Linked DNA regions of Homo sapiens: region 2 is linked to region 1. Evidence: chromatin contacts called from ENCODE Hi-C or POLR2A ChIA-PET data. All regions are on one chromosome and are shown on one strand. The core of a region is the stretch at or near the end of the contact, and the rest is flanking DNA. Distances in the headings are between cores, read along the strand shown. Region 1 has its middle 99 kb from the start of RBBP8-AS1. Region 2 overlaps RBBP8-AS1 (RBBP8 antisense RNA 1).

Evidence for each region. A loop is a pair of places that touch in the nucleus more often than their neighbours do. ChIA-PET counts read pairs that join two places held with the same protein, here RNA polymerase II (POLR2A). Pooled maps may share reads with other maps.
Region 2: a loop to region 1 is called in a map of endothelial cell of umbilical vein, with 4 times the contacts of the local background. The contact joins two enhancer-like sites. A Hi-C loop is called at or near these places in 1 of 168 maps with a recorded cell type or tissue (endothelial cell of umbilical vein) and 5 of 50 pooled maps. POLR2A ChIA-PET finds 5 or more read pairs at or near these places in 3 of 52 experiments (AG04450, PC-9 and Panc1).

The regions. Positions count from the first base shown.
Region 1 is chr18:23,030,720-23,034,033 of GRCh38, reverse strand. No RefSeq gene overlaps it. Among named protein-coding and RNA genes, the nearest start is that of RBBP8-AS1, 99 kb to the right of the region's middle. Within about 2 kb of position 1,598, at least 5 of the 41 ENCODE cell types and tissues checked have a DNase peak (open chromatin) inside an H3K27ac peak, as active enhancers do.
Region 2 is chr18:22,812,393-22,815,706 of GRCh38, reverse strand. The region is part of intron 2 of RBBP8-AS1 (RBBP8 antisense RNA 1); the gene reads left to right. All of the region lies in intron 1 of LOC124904263 (a long non-coding RNA gene), which reads right to left. Among named protein-coding and RNA genes, the nearest start is that of RBBP8, 120 kb to the left of the region's middle. Within about 2 kb of position 1,531, at least 2 of the 41 ENCODE cell types and tissues checked have a DNase peak (open chromatin) inside an H3K27ac peak, as active enhancers do.

The DNA.
Region 1 (3,314 bases), core at 349-2,848:
TGGACAAATCTCCAAGGGGATAGTGGGCAGCCTCAAATTTGAGTGCAGAATGTGTTGGGCAAATATCTACTACATAATTGTCCCTGGATTCTTAAATATGTAAAAAGAAAGTTCACTGTAGAATTACTGATAATTTCTCTTTTAAAAAGTGTTACAATTATAAATGACATGTAGAACAAGGGTCCCTCCCCATTTCTAGTAGGAGACCTAGTTTAATGATTCTAATTTTGCAATGTTCGTTGTGACAACTGAGTTGGTTATAGGCTCACTGAGGAGAATTGTCATATTCATCTTTCTACTCTCAGCTGCTAGTTCTGGCATGTAACAATCATTAAGTGGTTACTAAATTTTTTATTTTCCATTGCACTGCCATGTCTTAGCCCCAGGTGCTCCTCATATTTGGAATATTATAATAGGTTACTAAATGCTTTTCTTGCACACCTGACTCTATGCCTGACCACGCCGTCACCAAATCCATTTTATATATATTGCGGGCCTGATGATGCCATCTAAATTAATGCATTACTACACAGCTCAAAATGTTTTCTACTGTCTTGAAGTTTAACATTTTACTACTTTTCCTTGTTGTCATAGCAATATTTCTTAATTTGCCTTATACTGATTTGTGAACTTGTTAAAAATATAAATGCTCAGACAAAATCAGAAACTTTGGGGTGGAGCTTGGCAATCTGTGGTTTAACAAGCCTTCCAGGTGATTCTATTGTACACCAAAGTTTGAATGCCACTGTACTAGCCTGTAACAATGACTTAGGGCAGTGTTCTCAAACTTGGCTGCACACCAGAATCACACAGGGAGCTTTAAAAGAAATATTGATGGGCCGGGTGTGGTGGCTCAAAGGCAGGCAGATCGCTTGAGCCCAGGAGTTTGAGACCAGCCTGAGCAACATGGCGAGACCTCAACTCTACAAAGTCAAACAATACAAAACAGGCATGGTGGCACGCCGGTAGTCCCAGCTACTCAGGAGGCTGAGGCTGCAGTGAGCTGTGATCGTGCCACTGCTCTCTAGCCTGGGTGACAGTCTGTCTCCCCCAAAATTACTGATGCCTGGAACTTACCCTCAGACATAATTGGCCTGAGGTGCAGAAAACATTTGACTAGGTGGACTTATAAGTAAAGGTGATAAAATTGAATGCTTGAAATAAATTCATGTTATTAAAGTATCATTGTTTACTGAAGTTCTGTATAAGATTTAATTTGAAGAAAGGGATCTGCTACTAATGGTCTGAAAAACCACAGTACTACAGACTCAAGTCTAAAGTCTTAATTTTGCAGTCAAGACCCAAGTTTACTGCCTTGCTTACTTAAACCACATACTAGCTCTACTCCCTAGTTCTAATACATATACCTACAAAGGGGAAAGAACATCAAACTGAGGTCCCAGATGCCATACATTCTGGTTCTAGCCCTTTGGGACCTTGGCAATCACTGACTCTTTGGGCTCCTGTTTCTTCATTACAAAGTGAGAGGCTTGAATCAGATGATCTCTAAAGCCCCTTCTGACTCAGTATTTTAGCATTTCCACATTCCAATTAGTTGGTTTCCCAACTTAGATTGCATTGTCTCCTCTTTGCTTCTCTAGGTTAACTCATCCTAAGGCATAGTTTGGGTTCTAATTGGCCTTAAGATTTCTTCGGCACAGCCTAAGCCTCTTTGACCTCTTAGGCATCTTTTTATGGCTGCCTGTTCTCCCCCTGGGTAATATGATCTCATACATTTCTTTGTATTCCTAAATGCCCAATATATAGGTACACAATGTTGACTTTTTTTCCTCTCAAGACCATGAATTCTTGCCTCTGCCCTTTGTATATTTCAACAATAGCTATGTTGAAAGCTCTTTTTGGCCTGATGAGCTATCATTACTGTGCCAAAGGTATCCAATTCATATCCTGTATATCCTAGAAATTCTCTTTTGATTGCTCAGCCCCTAGTTTCCAACTAATTATTTCTCCAAAAATAGCGCTCGGCCGGGCACAGTGGCTCACGCCTGTAATCCCAGCACTTTGGGAGGCCGAGACAGTGGATCATCTGAGGACAGGAGTTGAAGACCAGCCTCGCCAACATGGTGAAACCCCGTCTCTACTAAAAATACAAAAAAAATTAGCCAGGCATGTTGGCGTATGCCTGTAATCCCAGCTACTCAGGAGGCTGAGGCAGGAGAATCGCTTGAACCTGGGAGGAGGAGGTTGCAGTGAGCCAAGATCGCGCCAGTGCATTCCAGCCTGGGCGATAAAAGTGAGACTCTGTCTCAAAAAAAAAGTAAATAAATAAAATAAAATAAAATAAAATAAAATAAAATAAAATAAAAATAGCTCTCTTCTGGCCTCTGCTGGTGTGATAGCAGAAAACTGTTTCATTCTTTGCTTAAGTGCATGCCAAAGAATTCAAGTGTAAGGACACTTAAGTTTTCTTTTGTCTCTCTTCTCTTTTCTTTTCCTCTTCTGTGAGACAGGATCTTGCTCTGTCACCCAGACTGGAGTGCAGTGACACAACCTCGGCTCACTGCAGCCTCGACTTCCCAGGCTCAAGTGATCCTCCCGCCTTAGCTTCCTGAGTAGCTGGGACTACAGGCACACACCACCACACCTAGTTATTATTATTACTATTTTGAGATGGAGTTTTGCTCTTGTTGCCCACCCAGGCTGGAGTGCAATGGCATGATCTCAGCTCACTGCAACCTCCGCCTCCCAGATTCAAGTGATTCTCCTGCCTCAGCCTCCCGAGTAGCTGGGATGACAGGCATGTGCCACCACACCTGGCTAATTTTGTATTTTTAGTAGAGATGAGGTTTCTCCATGTTGGTCTGGCTGGTCTCGAACTCCCGACCTCAGGTGATTCGCCCGCCTTGGCCTCCCAAAGTGCTGGGATCATAGGTGTGAGCCACTGCGCCCGGCCTATTATTATTTTTTTATGAGACGAGGTCTTGCCATGTTGCCCAGGCTAGTCTTGAACTCCTGGGCTCAAGTGAACCTCCAGCCTCAGCTTCCCAAAGTGCTGGGATTACAGCCGTAAGCCACTGTGTCCAGTCAACACTTCGGCTTTCTAAGGACTATTCTAACAGTTCAACTCGGCAAAGAGAAAGACTGAGGTGTCACTTAAACTGCTAGATATGCTGAAAATACACAGTTGGATAGTAAAATTTGAGATACAGTTCAAATGCTTATTTCTGCAGTGGCATTTTTCAAAATTAAACTCATGGATGTTATGAGATGACAAAGATGACAAAGTAAGATTCTTAGGTGTTTCTTTAAAAGCTTGCTCTTTTAGAGAATATTTGTCAAATTTTGTCTAATTC
Region 2 (3,314 bases), core at 282-2,781, 220 kb after region 1:
TATCAGCATGCAGCCGGGCGCAGTGGCTCATGCCTGTAATCCTAGCACTTTGGGAGGCCAAGGCGGGCAGATCACGAGGTCAAGAGATCGAGACCATCCTGGCCAACATGGTGAAATCCCGTCTCTACTAAAAATACAGATGGGCGTGGTGGCACGTGCCTGTAGTCCCAGCTACTCAGGAGGTTGAGGCAGGAAGATCACTTGAACCTGGGAAGCAGAGGTTGCAGTGAGCCGAGATTGCACCACTGCACTCCAGCCTGGCAACAGAGCGAGACTCTGTATCAAAAAAAAAAAAAAAAAAAAAAGATTATCAGCGTGACTGTTCCTCACTCAAGTTCCCACCAATGTGGGAGAACCAGACATCCTGATTCTGAATTATTTTTGCCCACGTTATTTCCCAGGACTGAGTTGAGTAGTTACAGGCAGATGTTTAGGCATTGGGTCACATGGATGTGGAATGTTATGCTACCTTTGACTTATTCTGTTTATTTATTTAAGTACATAGAATTGGATTAATTATAGTCCTTGCTTCATAAAATATTATTGTCATTGTTTCATGAATGGCCTTCTTATTTTATTTGCTTATTTATGCTTTTAGAATATAATGGATGCTACTCATTCGAGAACTAAAATATTACCAATAATTTATATCTACCTATATATATATTTTTTTCTATTTTTTTTTAACTTCTCCTTTCACTGATGACAGTCCTTTGCAGCTATGGGGTGGATATCTTTACTTAAATATAATCCAGTTTACATAAAAAAACCTTCAGGCATCAAACTTCCAGGTGCAGCCATTCATAAAGACAGTTTCATGACTTATATAATGGAGAACTAAAGACCTGGTGTGGGATTTCCACTAGACAGAGGTGTCATTGAGAATCGGAACAGTTGCTGGGTGTGATGGCTCATGCCTATAATCCCAGCACTTTGGGAGGCTGAGGTGAGAGGATTACTTGAGCCCAGGAGCTGGAGACCAGCCTGGGCAACATGGTGAGACCTCCATCTCTATAAAAAAAACAACAAAAAGAATTGGAACAGTTATTATTTTGACCTTACTTGGTAGGGGCACATTGGTGTGGCATTGCAAGAATGCTGCCTAATGCATCGGCACTCATAAAAGACAAAGACAGTAAAAGCTGGCTTGTGTGTTTACTTTTATAAATCGGAGTTATTTAAGGGTCAGAAATGCTTTGAACGTTTACAAATTAGAACTATATTTCTCCTGTAATACAATGCAGAGGAAGTATGATTCATATAAATCTTCCTTTATGTTTCATATTGGCCCTGGATTACCTGCTGGTTAATTCGCTTTTAGTCTGAACAATAAATTCAAATAAAGACTTTCTTTTTCTTGAAATTATGTTTCTGACCATGTAAGACAAATTAGTAAAGGAGCCCTTTAGTTTAGTGATTTAGTGGTTTGTTGATCTAGACCAGCTGAGGAATTTTTTTCCCCTACACCTGGCTGTAGTCTTAGGTTCTTGCCTGAGCTTGCCTGGGTCTGGAAAGAAAATTCTGCCTTGCTCTACAAAGCATTTCTCCATATTGTTGCTCCTCCAGGAAAGGCAACTTTCTAGTTTAGGAGATTTCACTCAGGCTAGAGCTTTTCTTGAACGTAACAATTACCTGACAATGTCTGCAGAATTAGAGCTGAATTCTGTCCTTGGCAAAGCAGGTAATTATAAATAATTTGGGAAGGAAAAGACCATGATCGTTATTAATAGCATTTTCTCTTTATATCTTCAAGAAGTGCAGTTATTAATAATTGAGATTTCCTCCTTTGATTGACGTCTGTAAAAACATCTATTCAGTGAGGTTTAGTCTTTAACGTCGCTGCAAAGAGTGTCCCTGCTCAGCTCAGTCAATTAGCACCACCTAGTGTATCACATGTGCAGAAACTCAAGACCAACTCCAGTACAAAACATCCAAAAAAGTTCTTTGGACCTTTGGGGAAGTTATAAATATGGTCATCTAGGACATATTCCTTTGCGAATCATAATTGCAACATCAATATTTTTTATAAAGATGAAAACAATGAAAATAAGAGCATATGTCAAAGAAAAGAATAAATGAGCACCAAAATTATGTGAGAGGATATGTGTGGGGAGCCTGAGAATGGGTATCAGCACTTGTTGGATGCCTACTGTGTACCAGGCTGCATGCTTTGCTTAAATTTTTTTGAAAGGGAGGGAGTAGAGAGTTGGGTTTTTAAATTTTAATTTCACCAACATTTTCTTTTGGTGCAGATGAATGATAAAATGGGCTGATATTTCGTGACTCCAGGTTTTTTTTTCAGAACCTGCTAAGTCACTGTTGAAGGTAATTCTACTTCTACATACATCTCTTGCACAGCTAGTGAACAGAGGCACTGACAGCCCTTTGTTCCAGACAACCTTTCCAAGGATGTTTTATAGTGAAAAGTCTTGGAAAAAAGAGATAGTGTCTTCCTCCAGAGTAGAGCTTTGCTTTTGTTCAGTATGTCTCTCTCTGGAGCAAAGGTTAAGCAGGTTTGCTTGCAGCCCATTATAAGATTTGGGTTTCCTAAGCTTGAGATTACTCAACTGTGATAGAAACCCATAGTGTATACAGCACCAACCTGGGAATCTCTACTTTGCCCCTGTGTGACCTGATGGGCAAGGGAAACTGATGCAAGCATGAAGTTCATGCTGCTTCCTGTGGCTTAGGTAATAAAATCCTTTTCCCTGATCCAGGAATCTTGCATCTTCTAACAGCATCCATAAAACAAGTTAGCTTGCCAGTAGGGTAAAGCCTCAGACACTTGCATTTCTTGACAGTTACCATCCCAATTGCCAGACACCTGGTTCCCACAGTCATGTAGCACCCGCCCTTCCCTATCTTGCAGAAGGAGGGCATCCCGGTTGACCATGCCATTGTTCTGACCACAGTCCTGTTCCGTTAAACAAAACCAGATACTAAATAATCCAAATATTAAAAAACTGAACCAGCAGATGATTAGGCACATAATACATAACATTTACATTATGCATCAACTAACAAGCAAAATAACCAGCTAACATCATAATGACAGGATCAAATTCACACATAACAATATTAACCTTAAATGTAAATGGGCTAAATCCTCCAATTAAAAGACATAGACTGGCAAATTGGATAAAGAGTCAAGAACCATCAGTGTGCTGTATTCAGGAAACCCATCTCACGTGCAGAGACACACATAGGCTCAAAATAAAGGGATGCAGGAATATATACCAAGCAAACAAAAAGGCAGGGGTTGCTATCCTAGTCTCTGATAAAACAGACTTTAAACCAACAAAGATCAAAAGAGA